Regions from separate parts of the Homo sapiens genome. Here region 2 is linked to region 1. Evidence: chromatin contacts called from ENCODE Hi-C or POLR2A ChIA-PET data. All regions are on one chromosome and are shown on one strand. Each heading gives the region's core, a stretch centred on a gene start or an enhancer-like site at or near the end of the contact. The rest is flanking DNA. Distances are from core to core; before and after follow the strand shown.

Region 1 (5,292 bases), core at 1-2,500:
TAGAGCCGACAGAATTTGCTGACAAATTTGATGTAAGATGCAAAGAAATGTTCTGGAGAAGGGTGAGACAGAGGTGCAGATGACGTGCGCCAGGCACCAGTCTCTCTGTTCCTCTCCCAGCGCTGCTTCCCCTCGTGTTGGCTGCATTTTCAGGCCAGCTCTTCTCCCATGTAAGAACCCAGTGTTCCAAGCCTGTGCCCTTTCAGCACAGTATGTCTAGGAAGCCCCTTCTTCAACAATCAGCAGTAGTTCCAGAGCCAATGCTCATCAGTCCAGCTTCAGGGACACACCTGTCCCTAAGCCAGTTGCAAAGGCTGAAGGGAAGGGATTCTCTCACTGGCCAGGTCTGGAGTCTTCCAGTAGGGTCAACATGTGAACCAAATGAGCTGAGAGTGAAGGAGGCAGCTCTCCCTGTGGGAGAGACAGTTAAAGTAGTGGTTTTCAAAGTGTAGAGATGGGGTTTCACCATGTTGGCCAGGCTGGTCTCGAACTCCTGACCTCAGGTGATCCGCCTGCCTTGGCCTCCCAAAGCACTGGGATTATAGGTGTGAGCTACTGCGTCTGGTCTATAGCATTTTGTTTTGTTTTATAGAGACAGCTCTTGCTCTGTCGCCCAGGTTAGTCTAGAACTCATGGCCTCATGACATCCTCCTGCCTTGGCCTCCCAAAGCCCTGCGGTTACAGGCATGAATCACTGCCTGGATGATCATAGCTTTTTTTTTTTTTTTTTTTTTGAGACAGAGTCTCACTCTGTTGCCCAGGCTGGAGTGCAGTGGTTCGATCTCAGTTCACTGTAACCTCCGCCTTCCAGGTTCAAGCTATTCTCATGCCTCAGCCTCCCGAGTAGCTGGGATTACAGGTGCCCACCACCACACCCGGTTGCTTTTTTGTACTGTTTTGTAGAGACGGGGTTTCACCATGTTGGCCAGGCTGGTCTCGAACTTCTGGCCTCAAGTGATCCACCTGCCTCGGCCTCCCAAAGTGCTAGGATTACAGGTGTGGGCCACCACGCCAAGCCTACTAGCTATTGATGATGATGATGATGATGATGATGATGATGATGATGCCAACGATGACAACGACGATGACCCCAGCCTGCAAAACCAAGGGCTGGCTAGCAAAAGCTCGGGGCTCGCTGAAGACTTTACGAGCATCGGCCACTAGGGGGCGCAGCCGGCTTGGGCTGCGCCGGCGCGCGGTGGCCATCGGGGGGCGCTGCGTTGCTTGTCTGGCGAGCGCGGTGACCGCCTGGACTACCTCCCTCTGAACATTCCAGAGGAGAACGCGTCGGTCCCGGCCAGTGCCAGAAGCCCCAACGCCAGGTCTGGGGGTTAGTGCAGGGGATGCAGGCAGGATAACAATTAGATCCATGGGGCACACCCTCCAGGCCCGGCGGCGGGCGAGATCTCAGAAGAAAGATCCCACTCCCAGGATGCTGAAATTCGATTGCAGTTTTCCAGCACTGTTGGCCAGCCCTGTCGCAATTCCTGGGACATTTATGCAGCAAGGTGGTTGTGGGGGCGGGGTGGGAATGGGATACCCACAGAAGATTCCGAGGAAGGATGAGAATACTTGGAAATTGCCTGCAACCTTTGTTTGTGTGAGTTTTTCTTCTGTGAATGAGCTTTCGACAGATTCTCAAAGGGATCTAGACGCCCAAACAGAGACTGTTCAGAGCTTTGTCTCTTTCTCCAGAAAGCCTTCCCTGATCATCTCTCAGACTGGATCAAGTGTCTCCTCTGGGCATGCATGCCCTCTGATCTTCCCCCACCGCAGCCTGACCCCTGCCTGTGCCTCCCCCATACAGCACAGGCTCTCATGTGTGGTGATGTGTCGGTGTCCCCCATGAAGGCAAGGGCCTGGGATTTCTCAGGCACCAAGATTGTCACCATTGTTGTCCAATACAGGCCTTAGATACCAAAGGAAAGACATCTAACAGACACTTGCTCTCTTACTTCTAGGCCTTCGGAAGTGCTGTCCCCTCCACCTGGAACATGGTTCTCCACCTCTTTCTCTTTTCTTTTTCTCTCTCTTTCTTTCTTTCTTTCTCTTTCTTTCTTTCTTTCTTTCTTTCTTTCTTTCTTTCTTTCTTTCTTTCTTTCTTTTCCTTCCTTCTTTCCTTCCTTCCTTCCTCTCTCTCTCTCTCTTTCTTTCTGACAGAGTCTCACTCTGTTGCCCAGGCTGGAGTGCAGCGGTGCAATCCTGGCTCACTGCAACCTCTGCCTCCCGGGTTCAAGAGATTCTCCTGCCTCAGCCTCCGGAGTAGCTGGGATTATAGGCACCTCCACCCCTTTCATCTTGCTCATTTCCCTACAGTAATCAACTCTCAGCTCCAACATCTCCTCCTCCAGGAGCCCTCCCTAACCACCCCCCAAGGCTGGGTTAAAGTTTGTGTTCCTCGAATTCACTTATTGCAAAGCAGGAAAATATTTGTTGAATGAATGACTGAGGAATTAGTGGTTGGGTCGGGTTCCCTGTATCAGCTGGAGGGTAACTTTCTGAAACGCTTTGTAGAGTCGGCGTTTTTAAAGAAGGGCTTTATTGACTTATGATTCACATACCACACAAGTCACCCATGTGTAGTGTATAATTCAATGATTTTTGGTACAGACAGTTTTGTGCAACTGTCACCCCTTTGTGGAGCCTTGAGCCACTCCTTGTCTGACACTCCTCCCCACCAAGGCCTTGTGTTAGGTGTTTCTCACTGTCCTGTTGAAGGGGATGGGGTCTGGCCTCCTCCTCCACCCTGGGAGGGAGAATTGGTAAAGAAAAAGACCTAGCCAGGCCAGGTGCCGTGGGTCATACATGTAATCCCAGCACTTTGGCAGGCCAAAGTGCAGGAGAATCACTTTAGCCCAGGAGTTTGAGATCAGCTTGTGCAACACAGTAAGGTCCCCTCTCTACAAAAAATAAAAATTAAAAAATTAGCTGAGCATGGTGGCACATGCCTGCAGTTCCAGCTAATTGAGAGGCTGAGGTGGGAGGATCACTTGAGCCTGGGAGGTTGAGGCTGCAGTGAGCCATGGTGGCACCACTGCACTCCAACCTGGGCAACAGAGCAAGACCCTATGTCAAAAAAAAAAAAGAAAGAAAGAAAGAAAGAAAAGAAAAGGAAGAAGGAAAGGAAAAGAGAAAAGAACAAGACCTTACTATCTGCCCAGCCACAGGGCTCAGCATATCCTGGGAGGCCCAGGGTTATGCCAACAATGACTGAGCCCTTGCTCTGTACCAGGTGACATTCTAAGCACATATATGACAATTCATTTAACCACCACCACCAATCCTGCAGGGTAGGCGCTCTTAGTATGATTCCCCGATGTAGCACAGGAGGCTGCTGGGCATGTGACCCCTCCTGACACTCAGCGGGTGGGCTGGAGATCAGGTCAGGAAGCAGCCTCCAATCCACAATTTATGCAATTTCAGCAGTGCCTAGAGGATTAAAACTGGAGCCTCATAGGCCAAATAGGCCCCATAGGGTACTATATTAGTCTTTTTCTGTTTGTTTTTGGTTTTTTTGAGACAGAGTCTTGCTCTGTCACCCAGGCTGGAGTGCAGTGGCCCAATCTCAGCTCACTGCAACCTCCGGCTCCTGGGTTCAAGCGATTCTCCTGCCTCAGCCTCCCGAGTAGGTAGTATTACAGGCATCCACCACCATGCTCTGCTAATTTTTGTATTTTTAGTAGAGATGGGGTTTCACCATGTTGGCCAGGCTGCTCTTGAACTCCAGACCTCAGGTGATCCACCTGTTTCAGCCTCCCAAAGTGCTGGGATTGCAGGCATGAGCCACCGTGCCCGGCCCTATTGGTCCATTCTTACTCTGCCATAAAGATACCACCCAAGACTGGGTAATTTATAAAGGAAAGAGGTTTACTTGATTCACAGTTCTGCATGGCTAGGGAGGCCTCAGAAACTTACAATCATGGCAGAAGGCAAAGGGGAAGCAGTCACCTTCTTCACAAGGCGGCAGGAGAGACAGCGAGCCAAGGGAGAAGAGCCCCTTATAAAACCATCAGATCTTGTGAGAACTCACTCACTATCACGATAACAGCATGGGGGAAACTGTCCCCATGATCCAATCACCTCCCACCAGGTCCTTCCCCGGATTACAATTCTGATTACAATTTGAGATGAGATTTGGGTGGGGACACAGCCAAACAATATCAGATAGTTATTAAAAATATACATTAAAAAAAACTTTTTTGGAGACAAGGTATGCCTTTGTCACCCAGGCTGGAATGCAGAGGCACGATCACAGCTCACTGCAGTCTCGACCTCCTGGGCTCAAGCAATCATCCCACCTCAGCCTCCCAAGTAGTTGGGACTACAGGCATGTACCATCGCACCCAGCTACTTTTTTGTAGAGATGGGGTCTCACTATGTTGCCAGGCTGGTCTCAAACTCCCGAGCTCAAGTGATCATCCTGCCTTGGCCTCCCGAAGTGCTGGGATTACAATCGTGAGCCACCCCGCCAGGCCAAAAAAAAGTATTAACAATGGGGAAAATTCCCCTTCCTAGTCTAACCAAGCCTTAGGCAGAAGGTAATGTGTGCCTCAATTTTCCCTGCTTCCTGCTAACATTCCGGTTCTGGTCTTTGCAGCATATGAGTTTGAAACCCTGGGGACACAAGAATTGACAGGTGGGTGAAGAATGACAGGTACAGTTTTGTGGGTTTTTGTTTTTGAGATGCAGTCTGGCTCTGTCGCCAGACTGGAGTGCAGTGGCGTCATCTCGGCTCACTGCAACCTCTGCCTCCTGGGTTTAAGTGATTCTCCTATCTCCGCCTCCTAAATAGCTGGGATTACAGTTGCATGCCACCATGGCGGGCTAATTTTTATATTTTTAGTTGAGACCAGGTTTCACCATGTTGGCCAGGATGGTCTTGATCTCTTGACCTCGTGATCCGCCTGCCTGGGCCTCCCAAAGCGCTGGGATTACATGTGTGAGCCATCGCGCCTGGCTGAGGTACATTTTTTTTTTTTTTCCCAGCTTGGCCCAGTGCCAAGTTGATCACCCACGATTCCCGACCCCTACTCCTGCCCTAAGTTTATGCTGATCTAGGCCGTTCTTGTTTTTTAGGGAGGAGGAGTCTGGACTAGGAACATGGCCAGTAAGCAGGCAGGGCACATGGAGGAGGTCCGTGCTGGGCACTCCACCATCACACACAGAGCTCATTCCCGCCTCCAGCTGTCAGGACTGCCGCTCCATACTCCATCCACAGCCAACTCCTAGCTGGAGCGTCAGGTCTGGGTTTGGCCCTCCAGGGACTCCTGCTCCCTGCTCTTGCCCCACTTG
Region 2 (6,080 bases), core at 3,334-5,833, 180 kb before region 1:
GTCCAAGGGAAGGTACTGTGCCCAGATGTGTAGGTAGGCCAGATTTATGCTTCTCTCCACCCAAATATCTCAGTGTAGCAAAGAGTAACAGAGCAGCATTGCCACCAGCATAGCTCACCTCCAGCCACAGGGTGGTTTTCTCCTATCTCAGAACAGAAGGAATGTATGATCGGGTTTTACACTGAGACATTCCATTACCAGGGACATGCAAGGGATGGAGGCCTTCCTCTTATCTCAACCGCAAGAGGCCTTCCTCTTTTACTAATCCTCCTCAGCACAGGCCATTTACTGGTGTCAGGCTGGGGGATGGTCAGGTCTTTCCCTTCCCACAAGGCCATATCTCAGGCTGTCTCAGTTGGAGGAAACCTTGGACAATACCCAGGCTTTCTTGGGCAGAGGTCCCTGCAGCTTTCCGCAGTACACTGTGCCCAAGAATGGAGAATGGCGATGACATTTACCAAGCATACTGCCTGTAAACATATTGTTAACAAGGCACAACCTGCACAGCCCTAGATCCCTTAAACCTTGATTCCATACAGCACGTGTTTCTGAGCACAGGGTTGGGGCTAAAGTTACAGATTAACAGCATCTCAAGGCAAAGTAATTTTCTTAGTACAGATCAAAATGGAGTTTCGTATGTCTTCCTTTTCTACATAGACACAGTAACAGTCTGATCTCTCTTTCTTTTCCCTACAGTCTCAAACTCCCGGGCTCAAGTGATCCATCCACCTCAGCCTCCCAAGTGCTGGGATTATAGGCATGAGCCACCGCGCCCGGCCAGCTCTAGCTAATTCTCACATACGCCCCAGCAGTGGCGCCCAGCGCTGGGAGGCTTTGACTAGACCCCTCCCCACATACGGACACACCTCTTCCCAGCCTGGTTTGATACCCTCCACCCCACTTCCCCCTTCCCCTCCAGCCCACGTGCAGGAGGAGATCAACCTTGTGGTGGGACACGTGCGGCTGCCAGCGCTGAAGGACCGCGCGGCCATGCCTTACACAGACATGGTGATCCACGAGGTGCAGCGCTTTGCAGACATCATCCCCATGAACTTGCCGCACCGCATCACTAGGGACACGGCCTTTCACGGCTTCCTGATACCCAAGGTGCGCTAGGCCTGGCAAACGACATCAGGCAACCTAAGAGGAGGCATCCCAGGCTCTTGCAGCTCGCAAGCAGTATCCCAGGCACTAGCAATCAACACCCCAGGCCTTAGCAACTGGCATCCCAAGCCCTAGCTACAGACATCTCAGACCCTTAAATCCAGAAGCTCAGGCCTTTGCCAGGACCCCATCTCATATCATACTGGACTAGACCCCTTCACCGTGACAAATCCCCTTCCTAGAACCCCTCCCTGGAAGCCCTGGGGTGTGGAACTTCATCTGGAGGATCCCTGGGCCTAAACGCTATTCTCAGGGACCCCTCCTTTTCCCCAGAAACCCCACATCTGCTCCCACAAAGGGTGGGGGTTTCCCACATCCCTGCCAAAGTCCCCAATAATACAGCATATAGCACCCATCACTTGGAACCCTAGACACCCACACATATTTCCTTGGCCCCCGATTGAGTCCTATACCCACCTATACCCACCCCTTATCAAGTCCCCAGGACACCCAGCCCAATACAATGGAAAGGAGTTTGGGAGCCTCCCAGCCCTCCTACACTGCTAAGTCCACCTCCTCACCCACACAGGGCACCGATGTCATCACCCTCCTTAACACCGTCCACTACGACCCCAGCCAGTTCCTGACGCCCCAGGAGTTCAACCCCGAGCATTTTTTGGATGCCAATCAGTCCTTCAAGAAGAGTCCAGCCTTCATGCCCTTCTCAGCTGGTGAGGGCAGGAATCAGAGTCTTTCTGGCCCAATTTCTACCTACATTCCTCATCCTAATTCCACTTGCCAAATCCGCTCACTCCTTCCTTCCACCCATTCTCAGCTTTGGATGCACAGAGACATTCATTCCTCCTCTCAACTCTGCTCCTATAGGCAAGTAGTGACTAAAATCCTCGTGAAGCAAGGTGGGGAGGTTGATTAATAATTTAACTTGGGACTGGGCATGGTGACTCACACCTGTAATCCCAGCACTTTGGGAGGCTGAGGTGGGTGGATCGCCTGAGGTCAGGAGTTCGAGACCAGCCTGACCAATATGGTGAAACCCTGTCTCTGCTTAAAATACAAAAATTAGCCGGGTGTGGTGGTGGGCGCCCATAGTCCCAGCTACTCCTGAGGAGAAACAGGAAAATCACTTGAACCCGGGAGCCGGAGGTTGCGGCGAGCCGAGATTGCACCATTGTACTCCAGCCTCGGCAACAAAGCGAGACTCTGTCTCAAAAAAAATAATGATAATAATTTAACAGCCAGGGGCAGTTACTCACACCTGTAATCCCAGCACTTTGGGAGATCTAGGCGGGCAGGTCACCTGAGGTCAGGAGTCCAAGATTAGCCTGACCAACATGGTGAAACCCTGTCTCTACTAAAAATACAAAACTAGCCAGGAATGCACGCCTGTAATACCAGCACTTTGGGAGGCCAAGGCGGGCAGATCAGAAGGTCAGGAGATCGAGACCATCCTAGCTAACACGATGAAACACCATCTCTACTAAAAATACAAAAAAATTAGCCGGGGATGGTGGTGGGCTCCTGTAGTCCCAGCTACTCGGGAGGCTGAGGCAGGAGAATGGCGTGAACCTGGGAGGCGGGCCTTGCAGTGAGCAGAGACCGCACCACTGCACTCCAGCCTGGGCGACAGAGTGAGACTCCATCTCAAAAAAAAAAAAAAAAGAAAAAAAATTAGGCAGGAAATGGTGGCACATGCCTGTAATCCCAGCTCCTCTGGAGGCTGAGGCAGGAGAATCACTTGAATCCAGGAGATGGAGCTTGCAGTGGGCCGAGATCGCGCCATTGCACTCCAGCCTGGGCAACAAGAGCAAAACTCCGTCTCAAAAAAATAAATAAATAATAATTATAATAATTATTATTTAACTTGGGCCAGGTTCATCGGCTCATGCCTGTAATCCCAGCACTTTGGGAGGCTGAGGTGGGAGGATCGCTTGAGGCCAGGAGTTCAAGACCAGCCTGGACAACATGGCAAGACCCTTTCTCTACTGAAAATTTTTAAATTACCTAGATGTGGTGTGGTGTGCATCTGCGGTCCCAGCTACTTGGGAGGCTGAGGTGGGATGATCACTTGAGCTCAGGAGTTTGAGGTTACAGTGAGTATGATCATGCCACTGCACCCCAGTCTGGGCGACAGAGCGAGATCCTTTCTCTAAAATAAAAAATACTGACTAGCCAAAAATAAAAAATATATAAAATGTTTAAAAGAAAAAATAATAATTGAACTTGGGAGTGGTCATTGTCTACCTCTCCACTGGGTGGCGCAGTTGAGGTGGTTCTAGGGTTTTTGTTTTGTTTTGTTTTTTGGCTTTCCTCTTTACCCTGCTGAAAAATACTTCCCTCTTTACTCAGTAGCAGGAAAAGAAAAAACAACTGGCATAATAATAGGTAACTTACCATATTGCCTACTGTGCGTCAAGTGCTGCCTCTACAAGAGCCCAGCTAAGAGCTTATGTTTTCCGCTGGGAATGTGCAGCCCAGATTCCAGCAGGGTTTGCATCCCATCTGTCACCCCCTAGCTGTGTTGCCTTGGGTATGTTACTTCACTTCTCTGTACCTCAATGTCCACATCTATAAAATGGAGATAATACTAAGGCCTGCCTCTTGGAGTTGTTAGAATTAATTGTGATGTAATGCTTAGAGTAGGGCATGGCCCATGGTGAGCTACTTACAGCCTCACTGCTTTCCCTGTGTTTACCATTCACAGCAGCCTCATGAGGCACTATTACTATCCCTCCTTTTATTTTTCTTTCTGAGACAGGGTCTTGCTCTCACCCAGGCTGGAGGGCAGTGGCACGATCATGGCTCACTGCAGCCTTGATCTCCTGGGCTCAAGTGATCCCCTCGCCTCAGCCTCCCAAGCAGCTGGGACTGCAGGCATGTGCCACCTTGCACATTTTTTTTTAAATTTTTTATAGAGATGGGATCTTGCTGTGTTGCCCAGGCTGCTCTCAAACTCCTGGGCTCAAGAGATCCTCTTGCCTCGGCCTCCGAAAGTGCTGGGATTACAGGCCTAAGCCAGCGCGCCCAGTCTTCATATCCCCATTTTAAATACCCAGAAAGTGTGGTTTGTCCAGGATCACAAAACTAGTAGTGACAGCACCGGGATTCGAACCCAAGCAGCCCAGGTCATTCCGCTCCACAGTTTAAAGCATCTTTCCCACATCTTTACATGGGTGAATCTGTGACGTCCCCAGCTGCTGTCTTCCTTTCCTCTTATGTTTTCCTCTGGGAATGTGGGGTTGCAGCCTCTAACCTCATCTTATCTCACCACCGCTCCCCATCCTGCCACCCCTGCAGGGCACCGTCTGTGCCTGGGAGAGTCGCTGGCGCGCATGGAGCTCTTTCTGTACCTCACCGCCATCCTGCAGAGCTTTTCGCTGCAGCCGCTGGGTGCGCCCGAGGACATCGACCTGACCCCGCTCAGCTCAGGTCTTGGCAATTTGCCGCGGCCTTTCCAGCTGTGCCTGCACCCGCGCTAACGCCCCGGCCCTTCCAGATTCGCCTGTGAGCGATGAGGCCCACCCATGTGGGTTGCTACGTCCCCTTCTTGGTCCACGGTCTGCCTCCATCCCTCTGGCAGTCACGCTGTCTTCCCTGCATGCTGTGCCTGCCGCGTGCCCTTCCCCCATCCCTCCAATCTGTACCCCGTCTGCAGGGCAGAGGCAGATGTGGCATGTCTTTTTGTACCCACAGAGCTTGTTCTATGGCACGCCCTTTTCTGGGCTTTTTGTATCATTTCTTAGTACATTGTAATAGATTCAAACCAGTCTTGGCTGAATTAAAGTGAGAATGAGAGTCATTTAGGATGGGGAGAAGGGAGCTGGCTGCAGAGATGGAGACACTGGCTAGTTTTGCCCTCACCTTTAGGGTGGCTAGGGTGGGACAAATTGTATCCTGGAGACAGGCTTGAAGGTAAAGGCTGCGAGGACCTGAAGCCAGTGAGGCAGAGAAACCAAGACAGAGAAAAAGATAGCAGGACCAGGCGAAGTGGCTCACACCTGTAATCCCAGCACTTTGGGAGGCCGAGGCGGGAGGATCGCTTGAACCCAGGAGTTTGAGACCAGCCTGGACAACAGAGTGAGGCCTGACTCTACAAAAAAGTCAAAAAGTGGGGCAGGAGGATTTCTTGAGTCTGGGAGGTCGAGGCTGCAATGGACTATCATTGTGCCACTGCATTCCCGCCTGGGAGACAGGAGTGAGACCCCCCCCAAAAAAAAAAAAAGTAAGAAAGAAAAAGAAGAAGACAGCAGAGAGATATCAAGAAGAAGATGACAGCAGAGAGATATCAGAGAGAATATGCAAGAGATGCAGGGCACTGCAGAGAGATGGGGAAAGCAGGGCAAAGTGAGGCTAAGATGGAACAAGCACTGACACTAAATGACACTCCCTATTTGCACACTGTTCTGAATGCCTCATTTAAGTCTCCCTACTTTGCTCTGGTTTGTTTTGGGGGCTTTTGTTTCTTTTTTCTTTCCTTTTTTTTTTTTTTTTTGAGACAGAGTCTCGCTCTGTCACCCAGGCTGGAGTGCAGTGGTGCGATCTTGGCTCACTGCAACCTCCGCCTCCCTGGTTCACGTGATTCTCCTGCCTCAGCCTCCTGAGTAGCTGGGACTACAGGCGTGCGCCACCACGCCCGGCTAATTTTTTGTATTTTTAGTAGAAACAAGAGTTTCACCCTGTTAGCCAGGATGGTCTCAATCTCCTGACCTTGTGATCCGCCCACCTCAGCCTCCCAAAGTGCTGGAATTAGAGGCGTGAGCCACCGGCAACCGCACCTACCCTGTTTATTTCTTTTATAGCCAGGGTCTCCCTCTTGTTGCCCAGGCTGGAGTGCAATGGCACAATTCAAGGCTCACTGCAACCTTGAACTTCTGGGTTCAACTGATCCTCCTGCTTCTGCTTCAGATCACCAAATAGCTGGGACTACAGTCACCGTGCCTGGCTAACTTTTTTTTTTT

Evidence for each region. Hi-C counts contacts between places; a loop is a spot of excess contacts on that map. ChIA-PET counts read pairs that join two places held with the same protein, here RNA polymerase II (POLR2A). Pooled maps may share reads with other maps.
Region 2: a pooled map shows a loop between it and region 1 (4-fold over the local background). The contact joins two enhancer-like sites. A Hi-C loop is called at or near these places in 5 of 50 pooled maps. POLR2A ChIA-PET finds 5 or more read pairs at or near these places in 5 of 52 experiments (A549, AG04450, WTC11 and 2 more).

What each region holds. Positions count from the first base shown.
Region 1 is chr19:40,630,574-40,635,865 of GRCh38, reverse strand. No RefSeq gene overlaps it. Among named protein-coding and RNA genes, the nearest start is that of LTBP4, 32 kb to the right of the region's middle. RefSeq lists an enhancer at 4,376-4,966. Within about 2 kb of position 1,250, at least 8 of the 41 ENCODE cell types and tissues checked have a DNase peak (open chromatin) inside an H3K27ac peak, as active enhancers do.
Region 2 is chr19:40,817,239-40,823,318 of GRCh38, reverse strand. It overlaps the pseudogene CYP2F2P. Among named protein-coding and RNA genes, the nearest start is that of EGLN2, 21 kb to the right of the region's middle. RefSeq lists an enhancer at 4,596-4,805. Within about 2 kb of position 4,583, at least 16 of the 41 ENCODE cell types and tissues checked have a DNase peak (open chromatin) inside an H3K27ac peak, as active enhancers do.